5 separate regions of the Homo sapiens genome follow, and regions 1, 3, 4 and 5 are each linked to region 2. Evidence: chromatin contacts called from ENCODE Hi-C or POLR2A ChIA-PET data. All regions are on one chromosome and are shown on one strand. The core of a region is the stretch at or near the end of the contact, and the rest is flanking DNA. Distances in the headings are between cores, read along the strand shown. Region 1 holds the start of PHC2-AS1 (PHC2 antisense RNA 1). Region 2 holds the start of YARS1 (tyrosyl-tRNA synthetase 1). Region 3 holds the start of CCDC28B (coiled-coil domain containing 28B). Region 4 holds the start of HDAC1 (histone deacetylase 1). Region 5 holds the start of EIF3I (eukaryotic translation initiation factor 3 subunit I).

What was found. A loop is a pair of places that touch in the nucleus more often than their neighbours do. ChIA-PET counts read pairs that join two places held with the same protein, here RNA polymerase II (POLR2A). Pooled maps may share reads with other maps.
Region 1: a loop to region 2 is called in a map of B cell, with 11 times the contacts of the local background. The contact joins the promoter of PHC2-AS1 here to the promoter of YARS1 in region 2. A Hi-C loop is called at or near these places in 3 of 168 maps with a recorded cell type or tissue (B cell, CD4-positive, alpha-beta T cell and naive thymus-derived CD4-positive, alpha-beta T cell), 8 of 37 single-sample maps with no recorded cell type and 16 of 50 pooled maps. POLR2A ChIA-PET finds 5 or more read pairs at or near these places in 1 of 52 experiments (GM12878).
Region 3: a map of CD8-positive, alpha-beta T cell shows a loop between it and region 2 (5-fold over the local background). The contact joins the promoter of CCDC28B here to the promoter of YARS1 in region 2. A Hi-C loop is called at or near these places in 1 of 168 maps with a recorded cell type or tissue (CD8-positive, alpha-beta T cell), 1 of 37 single-sample maps with no recorded cell type and 10 of 50 pooled maps. POLR2A ChIA-PET finds 5 or more read pairs at or near these places in 2 of 52 experiments (GM12878 and RWPE1).
Region 4: a pooled map shows a loop between it and region 2 (6-fold over the local background). The contact joins the promoter of HDAC1 here to the promoter of YARS1 in region 2. A Hi-C loop is called at or near these places in 2 of 37 single-sample maps with no recorded cell type and 8 of 50 pooled maps. POLR2A ChIA-PET finds 5 or more read pairs at or near these places in 1 of 52 experiments (GM12878).
Region 5: a pooled map shows a loop between it and region 2 (21-fold over the local background). The contact joins the promoter of EIF3I here to the promoter of YARS1 in region 2. A Hi-C loop is called at or near these places in 1 of 37 single-sample maps with no recorded cell type and 9 of 50 pooled maps. POLR2A ChIA-PET finds 5 or more read pairs at or near these places in 2 of 52 experiments (GM12878 and RWPE1).

What each region holds. Positions count from the first base shown.
Region 1 is chr1:33,349,035-33,351,734 of GRCh38, forward strand. PHC2-AS1 (PHC2 antisense RNA 1) reads left to right here and starts at 1,318. Exons shown (of 3, transcript NR_125978.1): 1 at 1,318-1,413. The region is part of intron 9 of PHC2 (polyhomeotic homolog 2); the gene reads right to left. RefSeq lists an enhancer at 122-1,051 and a silencer at 507-1,026.
Region 2 is chr1:32,815,939-32,818,638 of GRCh38, forward strand. YARS1 (tyrosyl-tRNA synthetase 1) reads right to left here and starts at 1,420. Exons shown (of 13, transcript NM_003680.4): 1 at 1,250-1,420. The coding sequence starts at 1,306. S100PBP (S100P binding protein) reads left to right here and starts at 1,715. Exons shown (of 7, transcript NM_022753.4): 1 at 1,715-1,751. RefSeq lists enhancers at 532-1,033, 1,034-1,533, 1,282-1,591, 1,959-2,128, 2,562-2,671.
Region 3 is chr1:32,199,242-32,201,941 of GRCh38, forward strand. CCDC28B (coiled-coil domain containing 28B) reads left to right here and starts at 1,354. Exons shown (of 6, transcript NM_024296.5): 1 at 1,354-1,468; 2 at 2,672-2,700. The coding sequence starts at 2,695. RefSeq lists enhancers at 13-571, 572-1,129, 1,342-1,421, 1,680-2,199, 2,112-2,331 and 2 more.
Region 4 is chr1:32,290,742-32,293,441 of GRCh38, forward strand. It overlaps HDAC1 (histone deacetylase 1), which reads left to right and starts at 1,342. Exons shown (of 14, transcript NM_004964.3): 1 at 1,342-1,477. The coding sequence starts at 1,429. RefSeq lists a silencer at 1,056-1,465 and enhancers at 2,076-2,135, 2,207-2,700.
Region 5 is chr1:32,221,157-32,223,856 of GRCh38, forward strand. It overlaps EIF3I (eukaryotic translation initiation factor 3 subunit I), which reads left to right and starts at 1,251. Exons shown (of 11, transcript NM_003757.4): 1 at 1,251-1,288; 2 at 1,382-1,474. The coding sequence starts at 1,286. It overlaps TMEM234 (transmembrane protein 234), which reads right to left and starts at 1,197. Exons shown (of 5, transcript NM_019118.5): 1 at 1,151-1,197; 2 at 711-862; 3 at 1-41. The coding sequence starts at 1,166. RefSeq lists enhancers at 470-1,669, 946-1,579.

The sequences.
Region 1 (2,700 bases), core at 68-2,567, 530 kb after region 2:
GCAACAAATATAGTCTACCTTCATTTGGCATAGGAAGGAGAGAAAACGCTCTTCTAAAAATGGAAGAAAAGACACAGAACAGCTTGTCCCTTTCCATCCAATTAAAAACCTCGTGAGACTGAACTAGATTAAAAACAAAACTCTCCAGCGAAGCCGCAGGCGCCTCCAAGATAGGGAGTCCACCACCAATAAAGTACGGCAGATGCCAGCAGTCTCGTCCCCGAACGCACCGTCCGTCCCAGGGAAGTCGCAGCGGCGGGGAGGCCGGTCCTAGGTTGGGGCTGGGGTGGGGTGTGCGGGGCCTGGGGACGCGGAAGCTGCGGCGCGCCGAGGTGACACGGCTTCCAGGGGCGACGGGCGCGCAGGGTCCCCAGGCGAGCGAGGCTGGGGAGCAGGGCACCTCCCAGGCGCCGCGCGGACGAGAGCCGCGACTGGCACGGCCTGGCAGCCGCGTAGGCCCGGGCCGTTAGGGGCACCGAGGGCGGTGCCCGACTTCCAGTGCGGCGAGCGCGGCCCCCGGCCTCCCTACTGGCGAGAACCCCTCCCCCGCCCCGGCACTGACCTGTCCAGGGCCCGGCTGGGCCTGGCCGGGCGGGGCCTACGCAGCCCCTCGGCCGGGCGCCGACTCGCGCGGGGTCCCGGGCCCGGGCGGGCCGCCTCCTCTCCGCCGGGAGCCTCCGAGCCGGGGCCCGGGGCTGCCGCGGCGCATCCGACCGCACCGGCCTGGCCGGCGTCAACAAAGGGCGGCCGGGGCGCGAGGCCGGGACGGGGGCGCGAGGCCGGGGCGGGAGCGCGGGCGGCGGCCGGGGTTGCGCGCGCGCGCGCGGCGGGCGCTCGAGGGCTGCAGCCGCCGCGGAGACAATGCGGCGAGTCTGGGACGGCTCCCGCGGCCGCCTCCGCCGGGGGCGGGGCGAGGGAGCGGGGCGGGGAGGGGCGGGGCCGCGGGAGGGGCGGGGCGGACACGGGCCGCGCGCTTCCTTTGTGCGGCGAGCCCCGCCTCGCGCCCTCCGGAAGGCGGGTTAGGGACGCCCGGGGCTCAGCTTAGGGAGGCGGGCGCCACGCCACGAGGAGGCTGCCCTGATAGCCGGTGCAAGTGCTCCTTGGCGGGGCGGCCCGCGACTCCCGCCTTGGACCGTTCACTCCCTGAGGGGCCTGGGGGTCAGTCAGAAGACTAACGACCACCAGTCACCGAGAGCTCAGTTCGTGCCAAACCCTGCTCGCGCTGTCCCCGACTTATTGTTCACAACGACCCTACAAGTCATTCTCCTTCCCACTGGGAACCGAGGATCAGAGGGAAGTCATGGCCCGAGTGCCCCGGTCACACCTCCGTGAGCGGCCTCGGGCTCGCGGTTGAGGCTGATTGAGGAAGTGGGTTCAGGCGGCCCGCCGTGCCTGGCACACGGTCAGAGTCCCGTAAGTGTTGGTTATCTTCCCCAAGCGCACCGGGTGAACCTGCGCTGTCGTGGCGAAGCATACTCATTCAGCACGCGCGCGAGGGGCTGCGGGGGTACAGAGACGTGCAGCGTGACACAGTCCCCACCCTCAGGAGCGCGAGGCGCAGGAAGGTGCTGGACACACGCCAGGCACTTCTCTCCATTCTTGACTTCCCTCTGTTCCCAACATGGTCCCATTTTCTTGCCTTCCTTAGTATTCATATTCGTTGCCTGCCTTTCTTCTCCCCCCACCCCTTTCCACTCTCAGGCCTCATCCCATCTTCTTTGTTTACATTTATTTTACATTCCCCGAATATTTACTTAGCTCCCTTTCTCCTCTATTTTTCAAATTTTCAACCCCCCTTTTCATTAATATTCATATTTCCTTCTCCTCTGCCTCTGCATTTCTTACACTTATATTTTGTTTTATAAACTAGGGTAACACAGGATTGTATCCTCAACTCCTGTTCCCTAACATGCCCACACTTTCCTGCCTCCCTCTCTTAAGTTCCACCAGTTCTTCCTGGAATGCTCTTTCCTCAACTTTGCATGTCCAGGTCCTACCTATCCTTCAAGGTCCAGACTCAAGAACAGCAGTTGGCAAACTTTTTCTGCCAGGGACCAGAGAGTAAATATTTTAGACTTTGTAGGTCACACGGTCTGTGGCAACAACTCATCTCTGCTGTTGCCGCAGGAAAGCAACCACAGACAATATGTACGTGAAGGAGTGTGGTTGTGTTCCAATAGAACTTTATTTATGGGCACTAGAATTGGAATTTCAGATAATTTTCATGTATCATGAAATAGAATTCTTTTGATTTTTTCAAAAAAAAATTTAAAATGTAGAAATCATTATTAGCTTGCGAGCTGTACGAACACTGGCAATGTGATGGTTTTGGCCATTGGGCTGTAGTTTGTCAACCTCTGCTCTAGAACAATGCCTCGTCCTCCCTGAAATCTATCCTGAACATCTCTAGTTGGCAGTAACTTTTCCTGTTTTGTAGCTTTTAAATGACTTACCTCAAATCCATCTATGGCATTTATCGCATTTTACTTTCTATTGTAATTTTTTTCCTGTGCATTTTTCATCGTTTCAAGTAGACCTTCAGCTCTTGAGGTGGGGTACAGACCGTGTTTCTCAGTGTGCTACCTCCCTTCCCACAGTGCTTTGCACAGAGCAGGCATTCACACATACACAGAATGGGCCGGGCGCAGTGGCTCACACCTGTAATCCCAGCACTTGGGAGGCCGAGGCGGGCAGATCACC
Region 2 (2,700 bases), core at 170-2,669:
CTCTACTAAAAATACAAAAAATTAGCCGGGCGTGGGGGCGGTCACCTGTAGTCCCAGCTACTCGGGAGGCTGAGGCAGGAGAATGGCGTGAACCTGGGAGGCGGAGGTTGCAATGAGCCGAGATTGGGCCACTGCACTCCAGCCTGGGCGACAGAGCGAGACTCCGCCTCAAAAAAAAAAAAAAAAAAAAAGATAGTGTGATGGTTGCACAACCTTGTGAACATACTAAAACCCACTGAATTGTGCACTTTAAAAGGGTGAATTTTATAGTATGTGAAGTACATCTCTAAAAAGAAAAAACAGAACAGGCTGTGTGGCCCAACTGATTTATCACTACTCTTAGAAGGAAGCCCAATTTAAAATTGAACAGAATAAGGCCTGCAAGGCTCCCGTGACTTGGTCCCTGCCTACCTCTCTTAAACAAATAAATAAAATGTATACTATGTAGAAACAATAACAAAAAAAAGGCAGAGCAAGGTATGGGGCAGTTCTGGTGCCAGAGGGTTTGTTATTTAAATAAAGTGGTCGGAAATCATGCGTCGCTGATAAGGTGACAACAGTCAGAAGCCTGAAAAAGTTAAGGGGTAAGCAATATAAATATTTAAGTGCTTCCTCATAACTTTGCTCACTCCACTCCAGCTAAATTTGCCACAATTTCTGTTTCCTCCATCTGAAATGCTCTCCCTCCTTATTCTTCCATTCTTCCTCTGGTTCACTTCTACTCCTGTAGTTCTTGGTAACAAACGGAACATTTGTGGAGTGAGGGGGGGGGATCCATTTCCTTCAAGGCGCAGTTTGGAGGTCACTTCCTCAGGGAAGCCTTCCCTTCTCTCTTTCCCTTTAAAGCTCCCAGTATAGCATCTTCCAGTACTTACTTGAACCGTAATGGGTCATTTTTAACGTCTGATCCCCTTCAGACAAGCTCTGGCAGGCCCTTGACGTATCCCCAGCGACTAAGCACCACGTCTGGCACTTAATAGGGGGGTGGAATGGGAGTCCTGGATTCAAAGTTTGGCTCCAACACAAGACAACTGGACGCAAGAGGTGAGCCCACTGTGATTTCTGGGGAACCCAGGGAAGGGCTGCTTGATTGACTGACCGACCAGCAGTGAGATCTACAGGCTCTCTCAGAGCTGCGCCAGCGCCGAGTCCCCGGCCCCACATACTTAGAACCCCGTAATGGGGCTCAAAATCACTGAACCTCGGGCTCCTAATCCCCAACGGCGCATTTCCAACCCCCAGGCCTGACCTGCAGGTTCCGGGTGATAAGGTGCAGTTTCTCTTCAGGGCTGGGAGCGTCCCCCATGGCTCCGCTACCCCTGCTTCCCCCGCTCAGCCCGGCACCAGAGCCCCTTCCTGGGTCACCGTCGCCGCCGCGTGCCGGGAACTGTCACGCGAGTCCAGCCAGGTTGCATCAGCTGGGCTCGGCGCTCCGCTTACTCGGCCTGGACCCCTCCGGCAGCGGCCGGAAAAAGTGAGGAGCAGCAGAGAGTCGAGCAGGTCGATGAGACGGGAAAAGGTGGAGCCAGTGGGCACGGTGGGCGGTGCGGAGGGCGGGGCTGAGGCGCCTGAGCGGGGCACAACCCTCCTAGAGGCGGGACGGTTTCCTGCCAATCACTGCTGGTTTGCCCTCCCCCTGGTGTTGGCCCGGCTGACTCGGGGTAGGGGAGGTCGGGGAGGGGGCGATAAAATGGCGCAGGGGGCGGAGTGAGGCGCAGTCGTTCGCCCAGGCTTTGGCCCGGCTTCCGGAGGTGAAGAGCGGGAGGGACGAGGGGGTCGGCGTTACCCGGCTTGGAGGGGGATGGGGGCGCCTGTTGCTTCTCCAGGGGGTTGCGCACGCCGTCCGCCCCTTGGAGGGATTGGGAGGCCCACGCCCTGCTGCGAGAAGGGCGCGTTCTAGCTCCTGAGGTGATGGCGAGGGAATGTCCCTGCCCCTCCACCTCCAAGTCGGCGGGCGACAGATGCCCCTCACCCCGCTGAGGAAAAGGGAAGCTCCCTGGTCGTCTTGAGAGTCGGGGAGCGCCGTCTGCAGTCCCCTGCCCAGTGGGGGTGGGGGCCGCCTCTGTCCCGGCCGGCTCGGCGGGAGGCTGTTGCTGGCGGGAAGATAGCCGCGGGCTTTTCTGCCGCGTCTCGCGGGTGGGGGCAGGAAGAGGACGACCCATTCCCTGGGGAGATCTGAGGACGGTGGTCCCCGGGAGAGGAGCGCACAGCACAGGCCTGCTGAGGGGCGGGTTTGCCCCTACTGGGGGAGGGGCGGGGAGAAAACTCTCGCTTCTCCCGCTTTCCGCCGGGAGGCGGGAATTCGCGGTGTCCCCGGGGGAGGGAGACGCAAAGGCCCTTCCTGGAAGGCGACACCGTCCCGGGCCGTTGCATTTGTGAGAGAGAGCCAAGGCAGTATCCTCCAAAGGTTGGGCCTGGGCCACCCTTTCTCCGGCTCCTCAAGGGCTGGAGGCGGCGTCACCAGTTACTTCCAGGGCAAGAGGGAAAGCAGTTATTACCTCAGTGGGCCCTGGAAAGGTCCTAGAAGTGGTTGAATTGCCCACGGCCTGCCCTAACCTGATCTCCGGTGTTTTGTGTATTTATTAGGGACTCCAAGCTCTACCAGACCTGCCTGAAGTGTTTTAAAGCACATTTTCTTTTTGAAAAGAAACCTGTTGCTGCAGCTTAGCGCATCTGTTCTCTGTGTCCATGTGGGAGGAG
Region 3 (2,700 bases), core at 104-2,603, 620 kb before region 2:
CACAAATAGATGTGCCCACAATGACTGTGACAGTCCCAGCAGAGCCTCTGACCCTTCTAGCTGGGTCCTGATACATGTTTTCCATGCTGGCCATGTTATTTCTAGTCGCAGATCCTCTGGAGGGTGTGGGGGGGGTGCCGCCCCAACTCTTGGAGATTCCAAGCAAAGCAGCTCTGAGAATAATGAGGTTTCTGACCCCCCAGTGAAGCAGCTGAGGATGGGAACCACAGGGGTGCTCCCTCTGTCAGCAGCATTACCACTGTCTACTCTAGCAGCTCCGGTGGGGAAGGAGAGGGATTTCTGTTGTCCCCAGTCTGGGCCCCTGGTTATTGAAAAAGTTCGGAATTACTCTTTACCCTTGTGGAGTGTTCTGAGTGTTGGAAGTACCCAGGAAGAAGCCCTGAGCAGGTGCCCTCAGGAGCAGTGCCCATGGCTCCCCACATCAGCCAAGAGGCCCAACCCCAGGAAGCCACTCCTGCCCGGGGATGGGGAAGGTGGGCTGGGTGGCTGTGTGCACTGCCCTGGGCCAGCTCACTTGAGCCTGCTGAGCCGCCTGGCCAAACATGAGCCTCTCTCCTGTTGTATCAGATGCTGTTCTGGGGACCTGCGCCAGGAGCCTCTGCCAGGGCTTTAAATAGCTGCCCCCATTGATCTGGCTGCAGGCAGCAGCAGTCACACTGGGTCAGCCTCCATCAGGTGCTCAGGTTTCCCTGAGGACTGGAGTCAGGTGCCAGGGAATCGCGTGGTCTACCTTATGACCTGGTGCTCCCCACACCTGTCTCCTAGGCCTGGGGGGTGGGGAGGACTCCTGTCACTTCATCTGCGGCAAAATACAGCCCCCACCACTTACCAGAGAAAACTGTCTGGCATTGTAGAGAGAGGGGTTTTGCCCTCAAAAGACTGTTGCTTACTTTCAGTAGAATGGGGAATGACACTGGTATCTTCCTTAAGGGTTGTTATGGGGATGAAATGTATGTAAAGTGCTCAATAGGGCACTGGACTCACTCCATTGATGGCTGTCTTTGCTCGAAGTGTCTTCCTGATGCTGCTGCTGTTGCTGCTTGTGCTTCTTCTGTGCTTACATTCTCTCTCTCTCACTCACTCACTCTGTCTCTCCTCTCCCCCGCCCCACCCCCTTTCTGACAAAGCCACCACCATTTTGTAAGGAACTGTAGCTTCTCTCTGAAACTGCCGGGAAAGGGAAAATCTTTTTAAAATAGACATCACACAACCAACAGGGTCCCCTAGGTTCAGGCGGGGAGGTGAGGTCGAGTGAGAGGAACTGCTTAGCATACGCGGGGATGCTCCTCCCATCTCACCCCACCGCGCTAAGGAGAAGGTCACTTTCTCTTTAAATGCAAATGAACTCCCTCCAGCTTAGCTTTCACCCGGTGGTGTTCCCGGGAGGAGAGGGCGGAGGGCGGAGGGAACTTGCACCGAAGCATCACTCGAGACCCCAAACCTCCAGGTCAGTAGCCCCCTGAGGGAGTGAGGGCGGGGGCGGAATGACGCGGGTCTGACGCTCTGTCTTCGAGCGCGGCTGCGGAGCTGAGCGATGAGTTTGGCACATGGCTTTGGAGCCCGGGCTTGGGAAATAGATCCCCGGTCGCCCCAGCCGCTCCTGGGGAGCACAGGCTCCGGCTCCAGTTCTTCTATCAGGTCCCTAATTGGGTCAAGCTGCTGCACGGAGAGGCAGAGGATGCGCTCCTATCTCCCCTCCCCACACCCGCAGACCCCGTCAGTGGCAGCCAGCTATGTGTCAGTGTAAATGCTTAAGCGCCACCCACCCCCCCAACCCCCCCAGTCCCAGAATTCGAAGTTAGGCTCGGTAGCAGCAGCCTGGAATGAGACCCCCAGAGGAGGGAACCCCAGCCGACCGGAGGCTTGGGGGGCGCTGCTGGACCGGGGACCTCGGAGCAGCCCAGCCACAGGCGCAGCCTTTGTCGGAGGCCCAGGCAGCCAGCGGCCAACCACCCAGTCCACCCTGGCTGCAGCTGAAGCCCAGCAGGGACTTTCCGACTGGGAAAAATGAAGCAGCTGAAAGCACACCCGCGGGACCTATAGGGAGTCCCTAATATTTTCGGTTGGGGGTGGGTGGAAGTGGAGGGATGCCGGTGTCTATGTGGGGGAAACCCACAATGAACCCTGCCCTGTATGCTGCGGCTTCTCCTACAATTACCCACACGCTGGGGCTTTCCCAGGCGCCCCTACCTGCACCTTGTCCCCCTCCCATGCTGACAGGGTTTGTTAGCATCTGCTTAGGCCCCTGATAAATAGAATAGGGTTTAGTTAAGACATCCCTAATCTTCGGCTGGGCTTCTGCAGCTCACCTCCGTCTTGTCTCCCACTACATTTCCTCTGCCAGCCCCGCCCCCCAGCCACCGTGACAGGAAGCCCCAGTAGCGCCAAGATAGTTGTGACTGGTCCCACCCTTTCAGGAGGGGCCTAGGTTTTCAGGCAGAAGGGGAATTAGGTTGGGCCTTAGAAGGTCCTTCAAGTGTACATCCACGATCCCAGCAGCAGACACTGGCATCTGGCTCTGCCCCTACCGTATAGATGAGGTGACAAGCTGGAAGGTCCCAGGGCCCTTCCTTGGTGCAGCTCTCAGGGATTTCTGGGTGAAGGGCTAACTTTGCCCCTGGCTATCTTTGTGGGGTTGCTTCCCTCCTAGGCCTGAGGCCCAGCCAGCGCCCAATGGAT
Region 4 (2,700 bases), core at 92-2,591, 530 kb before region 2:
AAGGATGCTGCTTAATTTTTTTTTTTTTTGAGACAAGAGTTTCACTCTAGTTGCCCAGGCACAGAACAGCTTCACAGAAGCTGTTAATGCACAGAATAGCTTCCTACAAAAAAGCATTACCTGGCCCAAAATGTCATTAGCTACCAGGCTGAGAAACCTGCCCTCCTAGGCCGGGCGCTGTGGCTCACGCCCGTAATCTCAGCATATTGGGAGGCCGAGGTGGGCGGATCCTGAGGTCAGGAGTTCGAGACCACCTGGACCAACACGGAGAAACCCAGTCTCTACCAAAAATACAAAATTAGCCGGGCATGGTGGCACATGCTTGTAATCCCAGCTACTCGGGAGGCTGAGGCAGGAGAACCGCTTGAACACAGAGGCAGAGATTGTGGTGAGCCGAGATCACACCATTGCACTCCAGCCTGGGCAACTAGAGCGAAACTCTTGTCTCAAAAAAAAAAAAAAAAAAAAAAACAGGGAAAGAAAAGAAAGGAAACCTGCCCTCCTATCATAGGATAATCCCATTTCCTCCTGTCTAAAGAGACGCCTACTTAGTCATCCTGGGTGACTGCATCAGGGAGGTAGATTTTGGAGTCTGAAAGGCTGGGTTCTGTCACTTTGTTACAGTGCCTCTGGTGCAAAGAAAGCATTTTAAAAACCCTGTACAATTAAAAAATTGAATTTAATTACTTTGTGTAACTTTGAATAATTCACAGAAGTCTGAACTTCTTTATCCTGTCCTGTAAAATGGAGGTAAAAAGCCCTTGGCCGAGAGCTGTTTTGAGGAAAAACTGAAATAACATTGGTAAAGTGTCGCACAGTACTTGGCACACAGCAGCCCCTCGACAAACATTAGCTTTCTTTCCCTTTCTTGTCGGTTTCTTCCTCTCCAAACCCGCGTGTTGCTTTTCTTTTTAATTATTTTTCTGTAGCCCTCCTTTGCGGCCACAAACTCGCTTTCTAACCCAGGTTCAGCCCTTTTATTGGCTGAGTGACCTTGTGCAAGTCACTTTTCCCCTGTAGGCCTCGGTTTATTCTCCGTAAAATCAGAAAGTTGGCCTCCGATCTCCAAGCACGCTTTTCACGACGAAGTGGGACTGTTAAGTTTACAGAGCTGCTTTCCTCCCCCGGGACTGATGGTACGGTCCCCGGGCGGCTCCCCACCCATCTGTCGCAGACCTTGGTACAGGCCCAGGGGGCCCTCGGCGGCCTCTCCGGGCTGCCCTTGCCCCCTGCCGAGTTCCGGGCCCGTGTCTGCGCAAGCTGATTGGCTGGAGCGGTGCCCGGGCTGCGCGGCTATAGGTGAGCCCAGGAGGGGACGGGCGGGGCGGGCCGGAGGCCCGCCCCCTCCCCCCTGGGTCGGACGCTGAGCGGAGCCGCGGGCGGGAGGGCGGACGGACCGACTGACGGTAGGGACGGGAGGCGAGCAAGATGGCGCAGACGCAGGGCACCCGGAGGAAAGTCTGTTACTACTACGACGGTGAGCACCGTCCTCGCGGCGGGGGCGGGGCCAGGCCGGGCCGGACCGGGAACCTGGAGGCTGAGGCTGGAGCGCCGATGGGAGGCTGCGGGAGGCTGAGGCGCTGGGGAGAGGCTCGGAGAGGAGGCTGCGAGGGGGAAGTCGAGGCTGAGGGAGGAGGCTGCGAGGAAGGGAGATCGAGGCTGAGACCAAGAGGGGATCGCGTGGGGGAAGCGTGAGGTAATCTTGATGGGAAGATTCTGAGGAAGTCTGATGTGGAGAGTTTGAGTGGGACTCCTAGAGGGGAGGGTGCGTCGGAGCGGGGAGGCTGAATCTGATGGAGACGGCTGCAAGGATACATTTTCTTGCCGAGAACCCAAAGCTCTTCCCTGCCCCGTCCCTTCCTCATCTTTTCTGGGGGAAGAGTCCTGCACGACTGGTTGCCCGCCTCCCCTCCCCCAGCCTCTGAGCGGGGCCTGCGGTTGCTACTGCGACGTGGGGCGCCAGGGGTTGCAAGGAGAAGGATGCAACCTGTTAAAACAGACTTCTCACTTAATCTCTCAAGCAGGTTACTGTGTTCGAGGAAGTGTTGAGGGGCTGGGGCCGTGGGGTTGATCGGGTCACCCTTCCCAGTGACCGAAGTTCTCTCCGTGTCAGAGCTCAGAGTGTTAGGGGAGCACAGAGAAGAGGCACCGAACTCCACCTGAGGAGTCAGCGAAGGAGGGGACATCTTAGTTAGGACCTGAAGAACAGGAGTTCTTAGCCAGGCACAGGGAAGGCAAAGATAACAGCAAGTTTCAGAGGCAAGAGAGAGGACAGGACCTTTGAAAAACAGGCATTTGGCCGGGCGTGGTGGCTCACGCCTGTAATCCCAGCACTTTGGGAGGCCGAGGCTGGTGGATCACCTGAGGTCAGGAGTTCGAGACCAGCCTGGCCAACATGGTGAAACCCCGTCTCTACTAAAAATACAAAATTAGCCGCGCATGGTGGTGTGCGCCTGTAATCCCAGCTACTCTGGAGCCTAAGGCAGGAGAATCCCTTAGAACCCGGGAGGCAGAGGTTGCAGTGAGCTGAGATCGTGCCACTGCACTCCAGCTTGGACAACAGAGCGAGGCTCTGTCTTAAAAAAAAAAAAAAAAAAAGATGTAAATAGGGACCGGACCATGAAGGGCTGGGCATGCTGTCCCAAGGAAGTTGGACTTTATTGAGGGCACTTGTGAGTGATTCAAGTTTTATGCAGGTTA
Region 5 (2,700 bases), core at 1-2,500, 590 kb before region 2:
AGAAGGGATCCACACTGGTTGAGGAGAAAGGGCATCAGGTACTGGAAAGAGGAGAAACCTGCAGTCAGTGTGATGGCCTGACTGAGCAGCACTGCCTTCTTTGAGCTCCTAGCGAATGTCTTTCCTTGGAGGGAGGCAGGGTTATAAGGACCCAGAGAACACTAATCCCTCTAAGGAGGATCCTTCCAGGGCAAAGAGGGAAACAGACTGAAGTCTGTGCCTTTGCTCAAACTACCCTCTCCCTCACCTCTGCTAGTTCCCATCCTGCAAGGCCTTGAAGCCAATGTCAGCCCCTCCAGGAAGCCTTCCCCAAGTCCTCCAGCTCCAGCCTTCCTCCTCTGAACTCCTCCCCTGCAGGGCCAATTTGAGCCCCAAGCCCTCCCTCTGGAAAGGCTCACAAATGTTGCCTTATGTAACTGAAGGAATCACAATAAAATGTGAATAATGGCAGCCATAGATTGAGCACTTACTATGTTCTAGGCCTAATGCTAAGTGCTCTACGTATCTCACCTAATTCCTGCAACTGACCTATCAGATGGTTATTATTATAATCGCCATTTACAGATGATGAAACTGAGGCTCAAGGACAACTGACTTTTCCGAGAATTTCTAGTGAGTAAGTGGTGGGGCTGACCCAGACCTGTTTGACTCCAAAGACCAAATTCTTGGCGGCAACTCCACCGAGAGAGGGGCCTTTCACAGAGACGCACCTCAGTATTCAAGAAGAGGGTCTTCATCTCCTGTAGCAACTGCTGGGCCCAGGTCGGCTCATGAACCCGCTGCAGGCCGGCGGAGGCCCGCTTCAGCAGCGGCTGCGTGCCACCCCACAGAGCGGCCACCAGCACCAGAGCCAACACCTGCCCTGAATGCAGACGAGTGAGTCACCCTGACCCCCACCCCAAACGGCCGCCCACCCCGCCCTCTCCTGGCCTTCTAGCCCCAGCTAGCCGCCCCCACTTCCCTCCTTCGCTCTCTTCGCCTCGGCTGCGACTGGCGGCTAAGGCAGGCCCAGGGAAGCTAGGGAGATGAATCCAGGAGTCCGGCCTCTGGGGTTGTAGCAGGGGTCGGGGTTAGAGGGTGGATGTGGAGCAGGAAATGAATTCGAGGCGAGGGTCGGGAAATCCATGGAAGGGCGGGGCCGGCTACCTACCCAGAGACGCCGCCATGGCAACGCCGCTGTCTTCTACTTCCGGGAACGAAGGGGCGGAGACCCATAATCCGGAAGTGACCTCGAAACCTTTTCCGGTCTTACTCACGTTGCGGCCTTCCTCGCGTCACAGCCGGGATGGTGAGTTTCAGAGTTAGGGGTATTGCAGTGGGGGTCCTGGGCTGAGGCTGGGGCCCAATTCCGAGCACTGACGTTACTGTCTTGTCCCCACAGAAGCCGATCCTACTGCAGGGCCATGAGCGGTCCATTACGCAGATTAAGTATAACCGCGAAGGAGACCTCCTCTTTACTGTGGCCAAGGACCCTGTGAGTGTTGGCTGGAGGGGGTCCGGGAGGGGCGGGATCCTTCTGCCAGGACGATGGGTGGACACGCCAGTTTTGCCGTTAGCGGGGAACCAAAGAGCAGCCCATTGTGAGAAGTAGGGAGAGGCCATGCCGGGGGTAGGTTGGCGAAAGTATTCTACCGGGAAAGGTGGGGAAGAACTCTATTGGCCGAGTGCGGTGGCTCACGCCTGTAATCCCAGCACTTTGAGAGGCCGAGGTGGGAGGGTCGCTTGAGCCCAGGAGTTGGAGACCAGCCTGAGCAACGTAGTAAGACCCATCTCTACACACAAAAAAATTAGCCTGACATGGTGGCCTCGCGCCTGTGGTCTCAGCTACTTCGGAGTCTGAAACGAGAGGATCGCTTGAGCGCGGTGAGCTGAGATCGTGCCACTGCACTCCAAGAAAAGCAAGAGACCACTGTGGAAAGGGGATAAAGATGAGGGTCAGCTTGCCCAGAGAACGGGATGCGACCTTTAGGGATAATCTAATCTTTCTACCAGGATAGGTGCAGGCTGTGTTATTCAGACACAGGGAACTTAATGAGGGTGTCTCTAGTCTCATTTTAAGTCAATCCCATCCTGCTACTCAATGCCAAACAATCCCTCATGATACTGCCTTTTGAGGCACCTGGCCATTTTATTTTATTTTTTCTTGAGACGGAGTCTCGCTCTGTCGCCTAGGCTGGAGTGCAGTGGCGCGATCTCGACTCACTGCAACCTCTGCCTCCCAGGTTCAAGCGATTCTCCTGCCTCAACCTCCCTAGTAGCTGGGACTACAGGCTCGTGCCACCATGCCCAGCTAATTTTTTGTATCTTTAGTAGAGATGGGGTTTCACCATGTTGGACAGGCTTGTCTTGAACTCCTGACCTCAGGTGATCCGCCTGCCTCGGCCTCCCAAAGTGCTAGGATTACAGGCATGAGTCACCACACCCGGCCTGGCCATTTTCAAGATGAGAAAACTGAAGTTCAGAGGAGAGAAGCACTGTATTTGAGATCATATAGTGAGACAGTGGCAGAGCAGGCACCAGAACCCAGACTTCCTTACTACCAGCTGCTCCCACTTGGATAAGACATCAGAGATACTGTTTTTCTGGACTGGAGCTCAACTTGGCCTTTTATTCTTTGGAGCCGTTGGGAGTCCCAGGAGAGCTGGAGCTAACAAATGAGGATGCCTTTACAAGCCGCCTGACTCCTCTGTTGCTTCCCTT